Regions from separate parts of the Mus musculus genome. Here region 2 is linked to region 1. The links are chromatin loops, found by intact Hi-C in ENCODE. Cell type or tissue: left cerebral cortex. All regions are shown on one strand. Region 1 holds the start of Pde10a (phosphodiesterase 10A). Region 2 has its middle 99 kb from the start of Gm46585.

Evidence for each region. A loop is a pair of places that touch in the nucleus more often than their neighbours do. Peaks named below come from ENCODE experiments on the same cell type or tissue, not always from the same donor. Only the 100,000 strongest peaks of a DNase experiment are listed, where the experiment ranks them.
Region 2: it touches region 1 in a loop (2.2-fold over the local background); 6 of 42 quality-filtered maps call a loop at or near these places.

What each region holds. Positions count from the first base shown.
Region 1 is chr17:8,798,334-8,803,333 of GRCm38, forward strand. It overlaps Pde10a (phosphodiesterase 10A), which reads left to right and starts at 3,412. Exons shown (of 22, transcript NM_011866.2): 1 at 3,412-3,812. The coding sequence starts at 3,746. In left cerebral cortex, a CTCF peak has its summit at 2,464; DNase peaks (open chromatin) are centred at 1,209, 2,618, 3,144 and 4,150; H3K4me3 peaks cover 2,848 bases; H3K27ac peaks cover 1,488 bases.
Region 2 is chr17:8,634,336-8,639,335 of GRCm38, forward strand. It overlaps a transcript of Pde10a not described here. Among named protein-coding and RNA genes, the nearest start is that of Gm46585, 99 kb to the right of the region's middle. In left cerebral cortex, a CTCF peak has its summit at 3,036; no DNase peak of the experiment used is centred here.

The DNA of each region.
Region 1 (5,000 bases):
TATTTAAGAGCATATGATACAAGTTAGGTAATAAGCAGGCAGTTACTACCCGCTGTATGGGTGAATTTTTAGGCATAAAACACTAAAAGCCAATCTGAAATTTACATGGGTGCAGCACTCCGTGGGAGCCAGGGGGAGGGCTCAGTGTTTAGCCTTTGTCTATATGTGGGTGCTCCACAAGGGTGCCAGTGCAGTCCGCATAACTCCGTGTCTGCTGGTGCTAACCTCTAACTGCTGTCTTTTAGTTTATTCTTTTAGTTTTCAACTCCAGCAAGTTGTGTTGACTGTTCACCTGAGGTGAGGAGAATCATTTTAACCAAGATCGTTGAGACAGCTCCTATACCCGATTACCTTTGGCAGGACCCCTATCAGGCAGCCACAGTTGCCCTCCGCTTGAGCTACAATCGGATGCCATCCCAACAGTAACTACCTGGTCAAGTTTAAGAATGCTACCACTCCTGCAGGCTCAGGAATGTGTTTATTCACAAGGAGTTTGAAGTGACAAGGTCCAGCAACCCAGTCTTCTCTGCTTCCTGGTGTGATCAGCAGAGAAATGCAAAGAGGCAAGGGAAACAAGCCATCCAAGACTGGAATCTTTAGATGTGTGTTCCAAATATAAGTAGCCAAGTGCCTAGAAGACTTAAATGAACAGCGGAGGATGCCAGTGTTAAGGGAGGTAGGGGGACAATCAAAATGTAATTGCTTTTTTGTTCCTCTTCCTAGTGTTCCCTTTCCTTCGTTACACTTTGTGACTTTGTTATTTGTCCAGGATACAGATTTGTTTCCAGCAAGCAATGGGAGAAAAATGATGTAAAATAGGAAGAAGGTCGACTCTGGAAAAGGGTTAACGAGAAAGAGAGAGAGAGAGAGATTTTGCAGTTCGATCTAACAAAGACTAACAGAGCAAATGTGTAAAGCTTTCCCGGCTCCTGCGGCTTCAAGGCAGCTTATATCCATCTAGAAGTAAGTTTTCGAGCGCCTGGAAATCGTTTCAATGCCTCAAAAACCTACAACTGATAAGCCTTAAGTGGCAAGGAGAAACTTTTGTAAAGAATGAACGATTAACTCTTGAAGGAGAAATCCCTTTGCCTAAACACGTTCCCGTCTCGCGAACAGGGAACTTGCTCTCAGCCAAGTGAGCAAGGGCAGTCTGCGGGGCTGTAGAAGATGCAAGTCCTAGGCTGCAGATGGAGCCTGGTGGTGCTACTCCTGTCTATATTTTCTTCTTCACTAGGGCCAGGGGTTGGGGGATGGAAAGGCACTCTTGGCCCCCAAGGTAAGAATCATTGATCTGGTTCTTTGTTCTGCAAGCGCAGGGATCTCATGGTGAGGTGGACTGGCTGGCTCCTGCTATTATGCTACACTCTGAGACTGTCCTTCTCAGAATTGCCAAAATGTCGGGAACTTTAAAGAGGACGCCTGAAGTATCAGGTCCTCAGAATGCCACCTGGTCAATCCGGTGCAACCGTGACTGTTCCTTTTCCACTCTTAGGGGTTTGGAATCAGGAGACAGGAGTCCGGGAAAAGAGTGTATTGCAGAAGAATGTGGAATTCACTGCAAATCAAAACATGAAAATCATCCGAATAAAAAAGAAAACTGCGACGAGGAGAAACTGTTCCTGCCATCCCTGCAGGTCTCATACTCAGAGTCCCAGCCCTGGATCAGCCAAGCCGCTGCACGGCAGCATAAGCTTAGGTGCTGAGCTGTTGGTCTTTAGGACGCTGACTGTTCTACCAAGAGGCAATCAGGACACTCAAAACGGGTGTGCAGAGGTGGTTGAGGGGAGTCGGCAAGGGCAGGATCGCCAACACCTGCACCTGCGCTCCTTGGCTAGTCAGCTTCCCCCAACTCTCAAAGTTCCTGTTCTCAGCGCCCATTGCGCCAGACTTTTTCTACAGCAGCGGTCTCCAGGCTGTTGAAGGAATAGGGGGCCCAAGTAAGCCACTGGTGACAGATGGTCTCTGGGTTTTAAAGCAATGAACTCTTTACATTTTGTGTGCGAACCCTAGTTTGCTCCTTCTATCTTCCAGACCCACCAGGACAAAGTGGGCTGACATACCTAAAGTTCGCTTTAAAGTGGGTATTGGCAAGGCAGTCCCGGAAAGAACCGCCTTTTGAGACATTCTAATGGGAACTCTGCCTTGATTTTAAACTTGCTAAATGTCCAAATTTGAATCCCCCCCTCCAGGAGCTCTGACCAAAAGCCTTCTCTGTTGATACTGCGGGGCTGGAGAGAGGATTCCCTGGTTCAGGTCACCCGCCCACAGGCGGATGTGGTTTGCACACAGCTGGAACAGAGGCTAGGCTGTGGGTTTAGCATCTGGAACGCCAGATCCAGATGTGCCACCTCCAGGGAGACTAGCGGGCCAGGGGCACACACCACACGCAGAGTGCCAGGGTGCTGGGACCTGAGTTCCAGTGGACGCGCAACGTGGGCGCGGGCGGTGGCGGTTCGGGGAGCGCCTGCTCCGCCAGTGGGCGTCTTCTGCCGCCGCCACCACCGCCGCCTCCACGGGCAGCAGCACTGCGGCGCTTTTCTCCGCTGCTCTGGAGCAGCCGCCGCGGCTCAGGCGCCGGCCGGAGCTTGCACACACCACGCCACGCCCGCAGGCAGCGTCCCGGCAGCCTCGCCAGGCCGGGAAGGACGCGGATCGTGCGTACCAGCCCGCACCCCGGCGCAGCGATCGGGACTCGTCCCCCCGCCCGCGGTCCTATTGAATCCCAAAGGGAACACGATGTGAACCCCCGGGCCGGAGAGGCACCCTAGACCCGAGAGGCGGACCGGACCAGAGCCTGGGCAGCGTCGCGGGGAGGGCCGGTGCTGCGGGGGCGGAGCCCGCAGAGTCCGGGCCGCCGCGCCCTCCCGCCTGCCCCCCTTGCAAGCTGGGGAGGAGGGCCATGGCTAGCCCGGAGGAGCGGCTCGCTCCCCACCCCCAGGCCCCACTGCGGGAGTCTGGGGACGAGCCCGGCCGTGTCCAAGTCCCTCTGGAACCCCGGTGCGGCGCGGCCAGCGGGCGGAGTACAGTGGGCCTGAGCCTGGCCCGGGAGCTGCTTGGCTGCAGCCGGGAGGAGCTAGCGGCGCCCCCGCCCCTGTCCCGGTCCCTGTCTCCCGCAGGCCACGCCAGCCCCACTGGGGGCCCCAGCGCCCTCTCCGCTCTCCGTGCCGGAGGCTGTGGTTGGGTGGCGGCCCGTGCTCCCTGGGCGCTTGCCTTCTCCTCCCCTGTCCCCTCCTCCTCCTTTTCATCTTCCTGGTACTTCTGGCCGCCGCCCCCCCTCCCCCCTCCCCCTCTTGTCCCCTCCTCATCTGCCTTCCACCTCCCCGCGCGTCTCCCGAGAAGGGAGGGCGCAGCGGCGGCTGGAGGAGGAGGAGGCGGCGGCGGCGATGCTGGCGGCGGCGGCGGAGGAGGAGGACAAGAGGCAGCTCCCTTGAGCGTCCCCCCAGGCAGTAGTCACCGCAGCAGCGGTGGCAGCAGCGGTGGCAGCGGCGGGCGGCGGCGGCTCTTCCTCTCGCCTGCGATTCAAGGCTTGCTGCTCCCTGCCCGCGCCGGGCCCCGGCCATCTCCGCCGCCGCGGCTTCCCCTACACCCGGGTGCACGCCGCGCGGACTCCTCGGATTTTCCGGGCGCCGGCGGGGGCTGCCCTGGCCTCGGCCCCGGCTCTGCCGCCGGTGGCCGAACTCTTTGGCGGCCCCGAGGCGCCGCCTTCCCCCTTGCCACCGTTTGGCCGCTGCCCTTCGGCTCCGACATGGAAGATGGACCCTCTAACAATGCGAGTTGCTTCCGAAGGCTGACCGAGTGTTTCCTCAGCCCCAGTAAGTGGCCCGGCCCCACGTTCCCCGTGGCCGGGGTGGTTTTCTGGCTTGGTGGGGACAAATCGGGGGTTCAGATCGTGGGGTGGGGAGGGAGCTGCTACGGTAGTGGGTAGTCTGCAAGGTGTGTGTGTGTACCAGACCAATATTGGCCAGTGGGTCTCAGGAAGCTGGTGGCACCTCAGGGACGTTCGGGACCGCCCATCAGCGTAGGGACACCCGGCTTTCCCCAGCCCGGCGTGCGCACAGAGGAAGCGTGACCCGGAGGGTGTTGGAGCCGGACGTTTAGAAACTAACCTGCTTCCTAGAGCTGTCCCTGGCCACATTGACCCGACTCATGATTTAGACCATCAAGTTTGTCACCGATTACTCTACATTTCTCTCTAGCCTGTGATCACTTGACTGGAGTATATATGCTTCCTTCCACTGGGGGGGTCCTGGGGATCTAAACCGCTGGATTCCTGACGCAGCCATGGGGATAGGCAAGGCTCAGGAAGCCCAGGATTCCAAATGTGAAGGAGGGCTGTGCCCGAGCCTGCAGTGACTGTGTTCTGGCGCGCGGACCAGTGGTATGGAGCTGGGTGCACCCACCCTCATGAAAAGGACGCAGCACTTTCCCCCCGCCCCCCAGCCCACCTCACGCAGATTCTGGGGAGCTGGTGCAAGGGTGGGTGAAGAAAGCCAAGGAACAATGGGGCGTTAGCATAGAAGAAAAAGGCACCTCTGGTTCCTTCGGACCCGCGGGACAACTGTAGCATGACCTTTCTGACCTGCCCCTCCCGGGTGCAGGTCTGCAAGCCTTCTGGGGCAGGGGCAACAGAGGGCGTGTCATAGGGGGAGGGGGACAAGATTGAGCAAAGAAGTCAAAAGCAGCTTCACTGGAAGGAAGGAAGGAAGGAGGCAGGCAGGCAGGCAGACGATGTTTAGGAAAGAAGCTCCAGACGCGCAGAGGAGGGAGTCGCTGCTGTTGTGGATGGAGGGTGAGCAGGGTGAGGACCAGAACACCGGGGCGGGAAAGGGACCAGGCGGGACCTGGTGGGAGAGTCTGTGCTCTGAGAGGGCACATCCGTGGGAAATTGTGAGACTCGGGCATCTGCTCCACCCTGAGCGTGGATTTGGTGCCACAGTCCACCGCGTGCGCACCGAGCCTTTGTCTGCTTTCTCGCTGGTAAGCCGCGCTTTTTGCCTAGC
Region 2 (5,000 bases), 160 kb before region 1:
CATACATACATGTACACAGATGGGCACTTGCATACACAAACATGACATACATATACATACACATACATGTATACATACATATGAGCACTTGTACATACAAACATGCATACACAGACATATACATATACATTTACATACACACATGTATGCATGCACACAGATGGGCACTTACATGCACTAACATGCATGCATATGCAATAAATAAAAATCAGAATGACTTCTATGTTGGGCTACGCCTGAGCAGGGAGTGGCCTCTGGGTCCTTGGATGACCTACAGTGCTCTCCAGTCCAGGAACCTCAGCAGCAAGAGCAACAATAGCCACAGAAATGCAGCCAGCACCTCATAGGGGCCAAGTGGTGACGGAGCGGATGTGGCGGCAGTGTGACAAGATGGGCACTTCCCCTAATAGAGAGGAGGCCACAACTGCTGTGATGGGGCAGTGTGACCAGCTGTGGGGAAGGCTTGAGTCAGGCTGAGCAATATGAAATAGCTCAGGATGGACTGATTTGACTCCACCAGTATTTATTTCTGACCATATTGAGCAGCCAAAAGGAAGGGTTATTTTTTGCTATTGAAAGTTGTATTGTGGGGCCATCGAGTCGCCCTTGTCAATGGAAGTCGTCCTGTCTCTATTTCCTCTAGGCTTGATGCTGCCCTGCCTTTCTTCTACTGTGTTTGCCCCACTCCACCCTATGGAATCTCTCTTCCCCCTCCTGGGTGCTGTTCTCTGCTCAGGCCATTCTTCTGGGTGGGCACTGCCTCCAAGGGGCTCTGATCTCCAGCCCCCAGCCAGAGTGGCTGGCTGGTGACCTTCTGTCCAAGGACAAGGACAGCAATGGCATCACCTTCACTACAATGTGGCCACAGCGTGCAAGGTCTGGATACCCAGGAAGGCTTTTGGACTGGGGCCCCCAAGTGGGGAGCAGCTAAGGATGATGACACCCTCCCAGCCTGCTCCAGAGCATTTGGGGGAGGATCTGAGCCAAGAGCCAAGACAAAGAGCAGCCCCAGTCCTCATATCATTTGATATTGTTGGAAGCAAATGGAGGATGCCGGCCATCAGCAGGTAGTGCTGCCGTGCCTGATGTCCACCAGGTAGCACCAGAACCTTGGGTCCTGGGCAGACTTTGGGCTAATGGACACCCGGTTTGTTCTTGTTCCATGTTGGGCCACCTTGCCTCCTGTATGTACTGTCCCTAGGATAAAGCCCCCTGCCTACAATATACAGACAGATACATTATAGGGCCCTCTGCTGAATTAGTTGGCTCTGATGGCCAGCAGAGTTGCTAGGCACACAGGCCCTCTATGTCCCCAGACTTACTGGTCAAATGGAATCCTAAAGAGTATGAATGCCACCTGGCCCTTATGTTTAGGGGCAAGAAGCTGGTTGGTACCTTGAGCCATGTGTGGGGACATTAACTAGATACAGAGGGAAGAGGGAGTTTCCTTGACTCCTTGCAGTACCCTGGGTCACCAGGCCCCCAGAGCTTCCCTTTCCTTTATCCAGGTGGCAGCATAGTCCCTCCCCACATGGGGACCTCAGGGGACTTTGAATAAAGTTTGGCCTAGTGGATCACTGTCTGGGCTCACCATTCAGCAAAGACACCAAGCCTTACACAATAAACAGACATTGTCTCAGGTTTCTTCAAAGATAACTTGAATTTTGTTGCTTAACATCCTGGGGATTGAAACCCAAAACTGTGGTGATAGCAACAGAACGTCGACTGGAGGTTCTGTGAACCTCGACTGGAGGTACTGAGCCTAAAGAGAGAGGACATGATTCATGATTGCAAAGCAGCGACTGAGCACACTTGCTGGGGTGTGCTGCAGGATTAAGTAACAGGTTAGGGCCAAGTCAGGAATTGTGCCCGTGGTGACTGGCAGGCAGCTGCACAGTCTGAAGCCACAAGTGGACAGCACAGGCTATGCCTAGTCCTTCCCACCTCAGAGGTAAGTGCTCTGCAGAAAGAAAGATGGCCAGAAGACATAAAGAGCACAGATAGTTGTCACAATCACATCTCCAATAGCCCAGTCTGGAGATCCCAGAACAGCCCCTTACATGTGGGACCTGCCCCACCTCAATTAGGCGATGCACCTGAGTGGCTGCTGGTGGCCTTCGTTGCTATCCCTTCCTATTTCTTGGCTGTGGCTGTCGAAGTTGGGGGTTAGAAGATGTCTGGAGGGATGGTGGGGCAGCAGAGATCAGGAAAGGCAGATTTGGAGCCTGGGCTGGGGCCAGAGAAGCAGGCTCCTCCCACCAACCAGGCTCCCCCCACCAACCAGCCTCCTCCCACAAACCCAGTGCCAATACAGTCCAGCAAGAAAAGCCACCAACACAGCCTTTATAAGGGAACTGAGGATACTAAATCCACTTCCATAAACAGTCACAAGTGTGGGCTAATGAAGGGTGCCTTTGCACCAGGATTCTGTCCTCTGTCAGGCTAGGAGGTTGAGCCAGGCCAGCCGCTTGGCTCTGTCCTCTCAAGTCTTCTTTGCTCACTTGCGACTGATGTACCATTCAGGATGACAGGTGCTTGCACTGTAAGGCCAGTTTCAGAGATTCGTCAGAAGCACAGACACCAACGCTCGCACACGCGCAGCAGCTTGCTTGAGCTCCCACGTTTTCAGTTCACCGAGGTCTCCTAGCTTCCTGTTGTCCTAGCACTGCCGTCGGTCCTTTCTCTTGTTTTGTTTCAGCTGCTTGCTTGTGTCTTAAGTGAAGCAACCAAATGGGGGCACCTTGGCAAGTGGGGGGAAGGGCTGTTCTGAGGCAAGCAAGAAGGATGCAGTAAATAATGTCAGCCAGTCTGGGCAGGGCCAGATAGAGGGCCAAAGGAGGTCATTTTAGTGAGAAAATGATTTCTACAAAATCGGAGAAGCCAGAAACTGATACCAAGTGCTCAGGTATAGATAAGATGCCATCGTGTATATAACCTGTTCTTCTGGCTTAACTCCCTAGCGATGGGGCAGCAATGAGTTGAAATCAAGAACCCTGTGGCTGTTGGCTTAGAGTCCTTTGGGTATATGCCGGGCTGAGCCACATGGTGGCTCTAGTTTTAATTTTTTGAGGAAGCTCTGTTCTGATTTTTCACAGTGGGTGCAATAGTTTACACCCACCACCAACAGTGCATAAAAGTCCCCCCATCCTACCCAACATTTGTTGTCTTTTTGGTGACAGCCATTCTGACTAGGGGGAGCTGGTACTCAGTGTACCTTTAATTTCCATCCCCTCCCCTCCCCTTCCCCCTCCCCCACGGGCTTTCACAAGAGCGTCTTCCCTTAATGTGTGCCCCAGGGACTGCAGATAAATCATATGGATTTCTTAGGTTACTAAAGAATGATCCCACCTCCTCACCCCGCCCCGCCCCCCGTGCTTTGGGATACTTGTCCACAAGAAACGTACTAATTTTCTGTTTATATTTCACACCAAATCTCATTCAGTAAATTGCAGAGGGCTGGGGAGATAGTTTAGTTGATGAAGTATTTGCCTCGCAAGCATGAAAGATTTCAGTTCCAACTTCAGCATCCACATAAAAATGTCGGGTGTGGTGGTGTAGGCTTGTAAGCCCAACCCTAAGAAGGTGGAGCTAAAGGATCCTTGGGCTCACTGGCTGGCCAGCTTGGCTTACTTGAAAAGCTCTAGGCCAGCGAGAGACCACCATCTTAAAAAAAATAGGGAGTGAGTAGGTGGGTGGGGGAACACCTTCATAGAAGCAGGGTAAGAGGAGATGGGATGGGGGGCTGCAGAGGTAACATTTGAAATGTAAATAAATAAAAAAAATATTTCCTAATTGAAATTATCCCTACATCTTTAAAAAAATAAAGATAGCCAACACCTGAGGAATGGCATGTATGCAAAGTAGTTCTCTGGCCTCCATATGCATTTCCATGCGCATGCGCCTGAACTCTCGTAAACATGCGCACATGAGCACGCATGGATAACACATGCTCTTGAAGAGCAGCGTGTGCTTTTACTGCAGCGCTGGCTCAGGGGCAGCCATGGGAGTGTCTTCTCAGCTAGCATGACCACTCCAGATACAACTTCACACCTTCATAATAATTTGGATCATTTCTCTTCTGCAAAGGGCTAGTACAAGAGTGGGCTCGGGTCTAGCAACCCAAACCCCTTCACAGGGGAGCTGTAACTTCATCCTACCAGAGTCAGCTGAGAGGATTCCTCAGTGTCTGCAGTGGATGAAGAATTGGGGTTTCCAGTTAATCTTAAACGATGTGATGGCATGCAGGTGGCCAGACATTCATTGGAAAGTGAGGTACCTGGGACCTAGAAAGTTAGGTTGGTAAAGAACAATAGACTTTTCGGGTATTTTATCAATCCGTGACTCAAGAAGTGTAGCCTGTGAAGAAAATTAGGAGAAGTCCATGTTCAAAAGCCAATGTGGTGAGGCCCAATAATGTTCAGCAGCCCTTGGCTAGCAGGGAATGGAAGCTGCCTAAGGCCCGTCCCTTGGGAGTTGGTAAACAATGACTTTATTTCTTTTAATCAGCTGTAAGATTTGGGGACTTTTGAGAAAAATAAGCATTTCTTATAATCATTAATTAAAAAAAAAGATTTATTATTGTATCTAAGTACACTGTAGCTGTCTTCAGATGCACCAGAAGAGGGAGTCAGATCTCATTATGGGTGGTTTTGAGCCACCATGTGGTTGCTGGGATTTGAACTCAGGACCTTTGGAAGGGCAGTCGGTGCTCTTAACCACTGAGCCATCTCTTCAGCCCCATACTCATTAATTTTTAAGGGAATGTACCTGTAACAATGTCATTAAGGGCCAAGTGCTTGCTGCACAAGTGTGACGTGGGACTTGGTGACCAGGTGGTCTAACCAAAATGGTGAATTCCAGGTTGAGTGAGGGACTTTGTCTCTCCACAGAAAGTGGAGACTGTTTGAGGAAGACATCCTGATGTTAGCTTCTGGGCTTCACCGTGTGTACACTGGTGAATGTTTTGTGGGTAGGCTTGCATGTATACATATGCACACACG